2 separate regions of the Homo sapiens genome follow, and region 2 is linked to region 1. Evidence: chromatin contacts called from ENCODE Hi-C or POLR2A ChIA-PET data. All regions are on one chromosome and are shown on one strand. Each heading gives the region's core, a stretch centred on a gene start or an enhancer-like site at or near the end of the contact. The rest is flanking DNA. Distances are from core to core; before and after follow the strand shown. Region 1 has its middle 37 kb from the start of KDM7A-DT. Region 2 overlaps SLC37A3 (solute carrier family 37 member 3).

Evidence for each region. A loop is a pair of places that touch in the nucleus more often than their neighbours do. ChIA-PET counts read pairs that join two places held with the same protein, here RNA polymerase II (POLR2A). Pooled maps may share reads with other maps.
Region 2: a pooled map shows a loop between it and region 1 (5-fold over the local background). The contact joins two enhancer-like sites. A Hi-C loop is called at or near these places in 8 of 50 pooled maps. POLR2A ChIA-PET finds 5 or more read pairs at or near these places in 6 of 52 experiments (BJ, activated B cell, activated CD4-positive, alpha-beta T cell and 2 more).

The regions. Positions count from the first base shown.
Region 1 is chr7:140,211,566-140,217,249 of GRCh38, reverse strand. No RefSeq gene overlaps it. Among named protein-coding and RNA genes, the nearest start is that of KDM7A-DT, 37 kb to the right of the region's middle. RefSeq lists enhancers at 4,638-4,707, 2,803-5,684. Within about 2 kb of position 4,434, at least 3 of the 41 ENCODE cell types and tissues checked have a DNase peak (open chromatin) inside an H3K27ac peak, as active enhancers do.
Region 2 is chr7:140,356,577-140,362,260 of GRCh38, reverse strand. SLC37A3 (solute carrier family 37 member 3) reads left to right here. Exons shown (of 15, transcript NM_207113.3): 6 at 3,476-3,621. Among named protein-coding and RNA genes, the nearest start is that of SLC37A3, 39 kb to the left of the region's middle. RefSeq lists an enhancer at 2,610-2,659. Within about 2 kb of position 2,765, at least 7 of the 41 ENCODE cell types and tissues checked have a DNase peak (open chromatin) inside an H3K27ac peak, as active enhancers do.

The sequences.
Region 1 (5,684 bases), core at 3,185-5,684:
ACAGAGCAAGACTCCATCTCAAAAAAAAAAAAAAAAAAAGAAAAGTAAGAAAGAATGCTTTGAAGAATGCCAGCCTACCTATACTCAGATTCCCCAAATGTTAACAATTTATCACATTTGCTTTATTATTTTATTTTTTATTTTTAACACAGGGTCTTGCTCTGTTGCCCAAGCTGAAGTACAGTGGTGTGATCACAGCTCACTGTAGCCTTGACCTCCTAGGCCCAAGTGATCCTTGAAACTCAGCTTCCCAAATAGCTGGGACTATGGGCATGCACCACCATGCCCAGCTAATTTTTTTTTTTTTTTTAATTTTTTGTTGAGTTGGGATTTCCCTGTGTTACCCAGGCTGGTCTCAAACTCCTAGGCTCAAGCAGCCCTCTCTTGGCTTCCCAAAATGCTGGGATTAACAGGCATGAGACACTGTGCTTGGCCTGCCTTATTACTCTCTACCTATCATCTATCTGTTCATATTACCTTTTTTTCTGAATCATAGAGAATAAGTTGCAGACATAATTCTCCTTTCCTCCTAAATAGTTTCATTAGTATTACCTTAAAGAGGCATTTTGTTGGCCAGGCACAGTGACTCTTGCCTGTAATCCCAGCACTTTGGGAGGCTGAAGCGGGTGGATCACCTGAGGTCAGGAGTTCGAGATCAGCTTGGCCAACATGGTGAAACCCCGTCTCTACTAAAAATAGATATGTGTACTAAAAAGAGATACGTGTACTTCCATGGTCATTGCAGCATTATTCACAATACCTGAGATATGGAATCAACCTAAGTGTTCATCAGTGGATGAATGGATAGGAAAAATGTGGTACATATTCACATTACACACATTCACATACACAAAAAAAACCCAAAAAATTAGCTGGGCGTGATGGTGCATTCCTGTAATCCCAGCTACTTGGGAGGCTGAGGCAAGAGAGTCACTTGAACCCTGGAGGTGGAGGTTGCAGTGAGTCGAGATCACACCACTGCACTCCAGCCTGGGCAACAAGAACAAAGAAGCTCTGTCTCAAAAAAAAAAAAAAAAAAAAGGCGTTCTCTTACACAGTGCAATGATCAAAATTAGAAAAATAACAGTGATATAGTACTATTGTCTAATGTGTAAACTTTATTTCAAATTTTGCTAATTGTCACAAAGGAATTGTGTAGCAAAACAACCTCTTTTTTCTGGTCCAGAATCGAATCTAGAATCATACATTGAATTATTTAGCTATCATGTTTGTGTTTTAGTCTCCTATGATCCAGAATAGTTCTTCAGTCTTTCTTTTCTATGACCTTGGTATTTTTGAAGAGCACAGGCCAGTTATTTTGTATATATGTCCTTCAGTATGGTTTTGTCTGATGTTCCCTCATGATTAGACATATATAATCATTTAGAGTATACATTTTTGGCAGGAATACTACAGAAGTGATGTTGTATCCTTCTCAGTACAGCCTATCAGGAGGCATACAATGTCTACCCGTCCCATTACTCCTGATAACTTTGATCACTCAGGGGAGGTAGTGTCTACCAGGCTTCGCCACTGTAAAGTTACTTATTTCTATGTAACTAGTAAGTGTCATGTATGGGAGACACTTTGAGATTATGTCAATTTCTGTCTGTCTCTTAGCTGATGTTTCCAGACTGCCTTCTGCTCTTCTCATTCTACAGAGTTCATGGGTTTGCTGATGTCTCTCAGACTTTCTCACTGGCCAAGATGGCTTTGGAGACACACAGCCCCCTCACAGGATGTCCTGTAACCACCTCAAACTCAACACTGTCCTTCCTGTCTGAACCTTGTCTCCCATCCCCCATGCCACAAACCTGCCCCTCCTCCCCTATTTCCCTGGTGACAGTTCACAGCACCACCTCGCTCCAGGTCATCCATCAGCCTAGACTCCTGGCATCGCTACAGTCTCCTCCCTTCCCCTTGCAGGGCATGCACAATCAACGACCAAGTCCCATTGGTCTTAGGCTCCCAGTATTTTGTATTACTCCCGTGGTTCGGGCCATTATCTTCTCAGTCTTGGTATCCCGTCACAGTCTTCTCTGTTCTTCCTGCTCAGGATCTTGCCTTCCCTCTCATTCATTCTCCATCGTGATAGCAAAGTGAGTTTCCTAAAGCGTAGATCCCATTGTGAAGAGAAGAATAGGTGGAGTGGGTGCTGCTTAGAACCCCAGTGGCCTCCCACTGTCCTCAGATGCCAACCAACTCCTCCTTTCAGGTGAAGCCTTGCTCACTTCTCCCACTGCCCCAATTATGTTGACTTTTGCAGTTTCCTATTTTTAGTTGCCTTCTCTCCTTGAGTTTTCATGCATGAAATCTGGAGCACCCCCAACCATTTACCAGCTCTTGCTGCTGTTTTTGGATTCAGCTTAGATTTCACATCAGTCTTCATGCAGACATTCCCTGTCCCATGGGCGTGAGTTAGATGCCCTTCCCAGGTGTTCCCCTGGTACTTGTTCCAACCCTGCTGTGACCCTTTTCACATTTTGAAATGGATTATGTTTATTCTAATGCCTCCACTTTGGCTATGAGCTCCTCTAGGCCAGGAACAATGTTTTGTCCATTCCTTGTTGGGAAACTTCAACTCTCACATTATCTGGCTCCAAAACACACACTCCACAAACATTTGTTGAATGAATAAGTGGTCAGGTGGGTGGAGAGGGTGAGTGCAGGCAGGACTGTGGTATAGCTGTGGGTTTTTGTTGAACTAGGGAAAGTTACCAAGACTCTGCTGACTCAGACTTGGGTTCTGGGGACAGGTTTGCCGGTGTTTGGAGGCCAGCTGTTACAGGCCAAGGGCATCCAGGAGGAACACCAGCAAAGAGATCAAAAGAATGAAGGCAGGCCCTCGTCAGATATTCAAGGTGCTTTTGACCTAGAAGGGCTGGAACTCCAAAGGAACAGGTTTCCAAGGCCCAGGTGATTCAGATAGGGTTGGGCACCAAGGCTCAGGAAGGGGAACTACCAGATAAGAAGGCAGTCAGCAAGGCTTCTGCCCAGGTGGCCAACCACATGGCTGAAACCCTCCATTGACTTGGCAGCCAGTCCAGCCTACAGTTTCCTAGGGAACTGATGGCCAAGCAATCTGTAGCGCAACTTGGCATGGAGCCTGGGACATTTTATGAGGGCCAGATGGTTGGACTCTGTGCATTGTCAGTGTTGCAGGGTGGGCAGCTGAGGGTCTCAGAGGTAGGACTCAACACTAGGACAGGGAGTGTCTGAAGGCTGGAAACTCACATAGGTGAGAAGGACAAGAACGGAGAGTTGGAAGTCAGGAGAGCATAGAACCACAGCTTGGTGAGAGGTCCAGAGCCAGGTGTTGTTGGTTCTAAGAGTCAAGATAAGAAAGTGAGTTAAAAAGAGACTAGGAGTGACCACATAGTTAGAATCTGGGTCAAGACTATTATTCACGCCTTGAGAGCAGAAATCTGGTCTCTTTTTCTCTGCTGTCTCTGTGCTGCCGAAATCACTGCCTGGAAGAAAATAAGAGTCAGGTCAGACTGAGTCAGGAATCTCAAGGGGTTACTTGAAGGTCAGGGCTTGATCATGGAAGAATGAGCTCTTTCCACCCAAGGAGGTAGACATAGTTCCAATGAGAAAACTGACCATACATTTTTAAAGTTTATTTATTTATTTATTTGTTCATTTATTTATTTCTGAGACAGAGTCTTGCTCTGTTGCCCAGGCTGGAGTGCAGTGGCACAATCTTGGCTCACTGCAACCTCCGCCTCCCAGATTCACACTATTCTCCTGCCTCAGCCTCCCGAGTAGCTGGGACTACAGGCACCCACCAACATGCCCACAACATGCTAATTTTTGTATTTTTAGTAGAGACGGGGTTTCACCATATTGGTCAGGCTGGTCTTGAACTCCTGATCTCGTGATCCACCCGCCTTGGCTTCCCAAAGTGTTGGGATTACAGGCGTGAGCCACCGCGCCCAGCCTATTTATTTTTAAGACAGGGTCTCATTCTGTCACTCAGGCTGGAGTGCAATGGTATGATCATGGCTTACTGCAGCCTTGACCTCCTGGGCTTAGGTGATTCTCCTGCCTCAGCCTCCCAGTAGCTGGACCACAAGCGCATGCCACCATGTCCAGCTAATTTTTTGTAGAGATGGGGTTTTGCCATGTTGCCCAGGCTGGTCTCAAACTCCTGGGCTCAAGAGATCCACCTGCCTTGGCCTCCCAAAGTGTTGGTATTACAGGCGTAAGCCTGGGATTACAGATTGTGCCCGGCCTTTTTAGTTTACTTGCTAGGATTAATACCTAAGTGGAACATTGATGGTAGAACAAAACAAAACACAAGGAAAAAACATTGAAATAATCCTGGTACTAGGGATAAGGTAATCTTTGCTAAGGGCTAGATTCCCCAGCACCTTGGACACCCTAGCCCAGGTGTGAGAAGGCGGGGCAGCTTGTTGGGTGTGTTCCATTGCTAAACTGACCTGGAGCAGGGAGGAGGCTTCAGGGTGGGAAGCCGAGGGACCGGAAATGAACCTCTAGAACTGACTTGCCCTGAGAAGGCAAGAAGTGACAGAAACAAAACCTAATCAACAGATATTTTCTGTCTCGATCTTACTCAGCAGATACTTAGATTGAAGTAGTTCAGAGCATGCACACGGGCAGGCTGAGTTATGTAGCAGGGAGGGGAAACCATTTGTCATACGTAGTTGTAGATGAGTGCAAAATGCTCCATGGGTTGGATTTTTTCCTGGTGGCAGCTAGAACTAGGATGTAGGCACACCTGGGCAGTGATTGGAGGGGCTGTCGGACAAGGAGAAAGTCCTGGACTGCTCATAGTCCGCAACCTGGACTAGAAGTTCAGGCAGTAAACTCCAGCCACCAGCAACAGGAGCTCTGGGCTCTGAGGCTCCTGGTGGCTTTAGGCAGGAAGCCTGTTACACATGGGGCCTGGGGCCAGCCCTGTGTCTATGTTTAGGGAGCAGGGAGAGGACTAGGGTGGAGGCAGGCATGTGAAGGCAAGGGAATGGCCACGGAGGTGGCTCAGGCGTGTCATTTCCTCTAGTCTCATCAATGACTCTACATGATCCAAGGCTTCCCATCATCATCATCATCACCATCATCATCACCATCATCCAAGTGCCATGTATGAATCACTTCCTATTTGTTCAATTACCTCACTCACAAAACTCTGTAAGTCAGGAATTATTATTATTCCCAGAAGGGGAAACTGAAGCTCAGTGAGGTTAAGCGACTTGCCAAAGGTCATACACCTAAGAAGTGGTAGAGCCACACTCTGGATCGAGGACTAATGGATCCCAAACTCTAGTAGCAGCTTAGAGGGTTAGGAGCACAGACTGTGGAAACAGACGCGCTACTTGCATGGCTGTGGACAACTCTGTGACTCAGTTTTCTCACCTGTGAAATGGGGATGATGGTGATAAGAGAGCTACCTTATAGGGCAGTACTGAGGATCAAGTGAGCAACTGTAAAATATAACTCCAGGAGGAGGGTTGCTTAATTTAGCAAATCAAATACAGGATGCCCAGGTAAATCTGAATTTCAGTTAAACAATGGATAATATTTGAATTTATTTATTTATTTATTTATTTTTGAGATGGAGTTTTGCTCTGTCACCCAGGCTGGAGTGCAGTGGTGCGATCTCAGCTCACTGCAACCTCTGCCCACTGGGTTCAAGCAATTCTCCTGCCTCAGCCTCCCTAGTA
Region 2 (5,684 bases), core at 1,516-4,015, 150 kb before region 1:
CTCACCTCCCAGACAGGGTTGCGGCCCAGCAGAGGCGCTCCTCACATCCCAGACAGGGCGGCGGGGCAGAGGCGCTCCCCACATCTCAGACAATGGGCGGCGGGGAAGAGGCGCTCCTCGCTTCCTAGATGGGATGGCGGCCGGGAAGAGGCGCTCCTCACTTCCTAGATGGGATGGTGGCCGGGCAGAGACGCTCCTCACTTTCCAGACTGGGCAGCCAGGCAGAGAGGCTCCTCATATCCCAGACGATGGGGGGCCAGGCAGAGACGCTCCTCACTTCCCAGACAGGGTGGCGGCTGGGCAGAGGCTGCAATCTCGGCACTTTGGGGGGCCAAGGCAGGCAGCTGGGAGGTGGAGGTTGTAGCGAGCCGAGATCACGCCACTGCACTCCAGCCTGGGCACCATTGAGCACTGAGTGAACGAGACTCCGTCTGCAATCCCGGCACCTCGGGAGGCCGAGGCTGGCGGATCACTCGCGGTTAGGAGCTGGAGACCAGCCCGGCCGACACAGCAAAACCCCGTCTCCACCAAAAAAAAAACGAAAACCAGTCAGGCGTGGCGGCGCGCGCCTGCAATCGCAGGCACTCGGCAGGCTGAGGCAGGAGAATCAGGCAGGGAGGTTGCAGTGAGCCGAGATGGCAGCAGTACCGTCCAGCTTTGGCTCGGCATCAGAGGGAGACCGTGGAAGGAGACCGTGGAGAGAGAGGGAGACGGAGAGGGAGAGAGGGAGGGGGAGGGGGAGGGGGAGGGGGAGGGGGAGGGGGAGGGAGAGGCTGTGTGTCCGGAGTTTTGCTCTTGTTGCCCAGGCTGGAGTGGAATGGCACAATCTTGGCTCACCACAACCTCCACCTCCCAGGTTCAAGCGATTCTCATGCCTCAGCCTCCTGAGTAGCTGGGATTACAAGCATGCACCACCACACCTGACTAACTTTTTTATTTTTAGTAAAGACGGGTTTCTCCATGTTGGTCAGGCTGGTCTCGAACTCCCGACCTCAGGTGATCCGCCCACCTCGGCCTCCCAAAGTGCTGGGATTACAGGTGTGAGCCACCGCACCTGGCCCTATCCTGCTCCTTTCTATCTCGGTGCTTTTGTTTCTCCTGTTCTGCCTGCCTTGGATGGTCCCCTTTTCAGCTCTCCATAGTCTAACTCACAGTCTCCTTCAAGCATTGGCCAAATGACACCTCTTTGAGAATGTCAGTCCCGCTTCTGAGCTGCAGTGCCTGTTTCTTTGCAGGCACTTGAAACAGTCTGCCGCTTAGCTTGGTTATTTCTGGTTCAGTCTTGCTTTCCCTTAGGGTGGGTATGCAGTGGTTAAAATCACAGATTCCCTAGACAAGGACAGCCTGGGTTTCTGTCTGTCTTCTGTGGTTTTCTAGCTTATGATTTCTGTGAGCTTCAGAGGGAGATGGGCATATTAGCTCTCCCCGGGTGGCAGTGAGGACTGTGAGTTTCTGTATGTGAGGCATTTGAAACAAGTGCTGTGTAGGGGAGGATCCATATCTGATTAATCTTTTTTTTTTTTTTTTTAAACGGAGTCTTGCTCTGTCACCCAAGCTGGAGTGCAGTGGCATGATCTTGGCTCACTGCAACCTCCACTTCCCAGATTCAAGCCATTCTCCTGTTTTAGCCTCCTGAGTAGCTGGGACTACAGGTGTGCACCACCATTCCCGGCTAATTTTTGTATTTTTAGTAGAGTCAGGGTTTCACCATGTTGGCCAGGCTAGTCTTGAACTCCTGACCTCAGGTGATCTGCCCACCCCAGCCTCCCAAAGTGCTGGGATTACAGGGGTGAGCCACCGTGCCCAGCCTCCATATCTGACTAATCGTCATTGCTTACTAGCTTCTAGTCAGGAATTTTTGTTGATTAAATGAAACCATGGAGTTTAGTTAGACCCTAATTTATTATGATTATTATTTTTTTAGAGATAAGGTCTCGATTTGCTGCCCAGGCTGGAGTGCAGCGGTGTGATCCTGCAGCCTTGAACTCCCAAGCTCGAGCAATCCTCCCATTTTAGCCTCCCGTGTAGCTGGGACTGTAGGTGTGTACCATCATGCTTAGCTAATTTTTAAATTTTTTAGTCATGGGGTCTCACTATATTGCCCAGGTTGTTCCTTGAACTCCTGGCCTTAAGTGATCCTCCCTCCTTTGCCTCCGCAAACACTGGAATTACCGGCACAAGTCCCTGCGTTTGGCCTACTATTGTTTTTCAGTGTTTGTCATTTGAGTGTAAGTAAAACCTTTTTTCCCCTTGACATTTTAGAGATGGAAGCACTTTATTTATTTATGAGTTGCTCACCCACACATAATAAACATATTATTTTAAAACCTGTGTACAGACTTTTTTGTGTTTTATGTATTTTTTAAAAACTGCAGTTTGTACATAAACTTGCCCTTTTTAAGCATATTGTTCAGACTTTTCAACAAATGAGTAGTTTTGTGACCGCCCCTTCTTTCTCCAGCCCCTGGCAACCCCTGATCATTTTTCTGTGTACAGTTTTACTTATTCCAGAATGTCTTGTAACTGGAACTAGACAGTATTATACATACTATTTTTTAATCATGCAGAGTATTCTCAGAATAGAGTTTGACTGTAGATAAAATGTCCACTTGAGCAAAATGCCTGGAAAAAAGCAGCCCCTTGATGAAAGCTGCTAAATGATTCAGCAGATCACAAGTTTGATAGGTTTCGCTTTCGTTGATTAACTCAGGAGCTGTAGCCATAACAGTGGCTGGCATGCGCCCCGTGCCTCTGCCCATAGCAGCACCTGGCACTGCTCCGGGAAAGGTGGCCTCCCTGGGCTCGTTCTGTCCTCACAGCAGCCCTCTGGAGGTTGCTGTTCCCTCCACATGCACAGTCTGAGGGTGAGGAGATGGAAATACATGTAAAATGAGGAATTACTTTTTTTTTTTTTTTTTGAGACAGAGTCTCGCACTCCCGCGCAGGCTGGAGTGCAGTGGCACGATCTTGGCTCACTGCAAGCTCCACCTCCCAGGTTCATGCCATTCTCCTGCCTCAGCCTCCTGAGTAGCTGGGACTACAGGCACCTGCCACCACGCCTAGCTAATTTTTTATAATTTCATTAGAGACGGGGTTTCACCGTGTTAGCCAGGATGGTCTCGATTTCCTGACCTTGTGATCTGCCCTCCTCGGCCTCCCAAAGTGCTGAGATTACAGGCGTGAGCCCGGCCTGGAATTCACTTTTTAGCCTTGAAGATGTCAGTTGGAGGGCTGATAGCTTAATGACTTTATGTCTTTGGCATCTCCTCCTCTCTGGTGGGCAGTGATTGGGTGGCTGCCTCCTCACTGTGGCTCTGAGCAGGACCTTTGTGATGCTGGCCACGTGACTTACAGGCACTGGCTGTGTGAGTGTATCCTTCACGTGGTCTCTACTCTGAAGCAAGTGGGTAGAGTGGCGTCCACTGAAAGTGTCAGTGTGGCTGTTACATATTCCTTTTGTTTCCTCCTCTTCAAGGTGTTTGTCTTTGGTGCGCTCACAGAATGGCTGCGTTTCTACAACAAATGGCTGTACTGCTGCCTGTGGATTGTGAACGGCCTGCTGCAGTCCACTGGTTGGCCCTGTGTGGTTGCTGTTATGGGCAACTGGTTTGGGAAAGCCGGGTATGCCACTTCCTTCCTCTCTAATTTCTCTGTTTAAGTGGTTTCCATGGTGGATTTTTCAGACTTGTCAAAGTCAGTTACTTTGCTGCCTTAGATACCACCCACATCTTTCGTTAGCAAGTCAGAGTTGTTCAGGGAGAGAGGGTTTCACGTCAGTGTGCGTTGGAAATGGTGTGGACCTTAGAAGTCATCCAGCCTAGGAGACACACTCCTACCACTCTTTGGGCTGTGGGCAGATTCTGAGTGTGGGCCAAGGCAGGAGGTCTCAATTTTTTATTTTACTCATCGTTTCTTTATAGAACATAAAAATCTCATTTACTATCCATCATGTATCTTCCTTTGGGTTTTGCCTTCCCTGCCCTTTTTTGAGAGTGATCTTATTTAACCTTTTTACATTAAAGATAAGGAAATTAAGGTCAAAGGTTATTCATGTTGACCTGCCCAAGGTCATGTAACAAGGGCTCTAATTAGACTCAGATGAAGAACGCCAGACTTTGGGGCTTGATCAAATGGGGTATTTTTTCCCTCTAAACCTTCAAGGAGCTTTTTTTTCTTTTTTGTTTTTGAGACAGAGTCTTGCTCTGTCACCAGGCTGGAGTGCAGTGGGGTGATCTCGGCTCACTGCAACCTTCGCCTCCGGGGTTCAAGTGATTCTCCTGCCTCAGCCTCCCAAGTAGCTGGGATTACAGGTGTGTACCACCATGTCCAGCTAATTTTTTTTTTTTTTTTGAGATGGAGTTTTGCTCTTGTTGCCCATTGCAATGGCGCGATCTCGGCTCACTGCAACCTCCGCCTCCCAGGTTCAAGCGATTCTCCTGCTGTAGCCTCCTGAGTAGCTGGGATTACAGGCATGTGCCCCCACACCTGGCTAGTTTTGCATTTTTAGTACAGATGGGGTTTCTCCATGTTGGTCAGGCTGGTCTCGATCTCCTGACCTCAGGTGATTTCGCCCGCCTCAGCCTTCCAAAGTGCTGGGATTACAGGCATGAGCCACCGCACCCAGCCATAATTTTATATATAAATGGAATCATACAGTATGTACTCTTTTTTTGAGTCATCTTTTTTTTTTTTTTTTCCTGTAGAGAAAGGGTCTGTGTTGCCCAGGCTGGTCTCAATTTCATGGCCTCAAGCTATTCTGCCTCGGCCTCCCGAAGTGCTGGGAATATAGGCATGAGCCACCACACCCAGCCTTTGTGTCTTCTTTCATTCAGCATAATTATAAATTTATTCATGTTTATTCATTCACCTGTGGATGAACATTTGGGTTGTTTTCAGTTTTGGGCGGTTACAAATAAAGCTCCTGGGAACATTTGTGTACAAATCCTTGTGTGGACATATGCTTTCATTTCTCTTGGGTAAATATCTAGGGGTAGAATGGCTGGATCATATGCTAGGTTTGTATTTCCCTTTTTTTTGTTTTTCCCCAGGACAGAGTTTCGCTCTTACTGCCCAGGCTGGAGTGCAATGGCGTGATCTCGGCTCACCTCAGCCTCCACCTCCTGGGTTCAAGCAATTCTCCTTCCTCAGCCTCCCGAGTAGCTGGGATTACAGGGGCCCGCCACCATGCCCAGCTAATTTTTTGTATTTTTAGTGGAGATGGGGTTTCTCCATGTTGGCCAGGCTGGTCTTGAACTCCTGACCTCAGGTGATCCACCCACCTTGGCCTCCCAAAGTGCTGGGACTATAGGCGTAGCTACTGCGCCTGGCTGCGTTTACCATTTTAAGACACTGGCAGTCTCTTCCAAGGTGGTCGTACCATTTTACATTCCCATCAGCAGAGCATAAGGGTTCTTATTGCTCTGTGCCCTTCCCAACACTTGGCGTGCTTGGTGTTTTTTGATTTTAGCCATTCTAATAGGTGTGTAATGATATCGCATTGTGACTTTAATTTCCATTTTTCTAATATCTAATGACGTTGAGCATCTTTTTAAAAACATTTTTGCTTTGTTTTGCTTTTGAAACAGGGTCTCGCCCTGTCACCCAGGCTGGAGTATAGTGGTGCGATCTCGGCTCACTGCAACCTCCGCCTCCTGGTTTCAAGTGATTCTCTTGCCTCAGCCTCC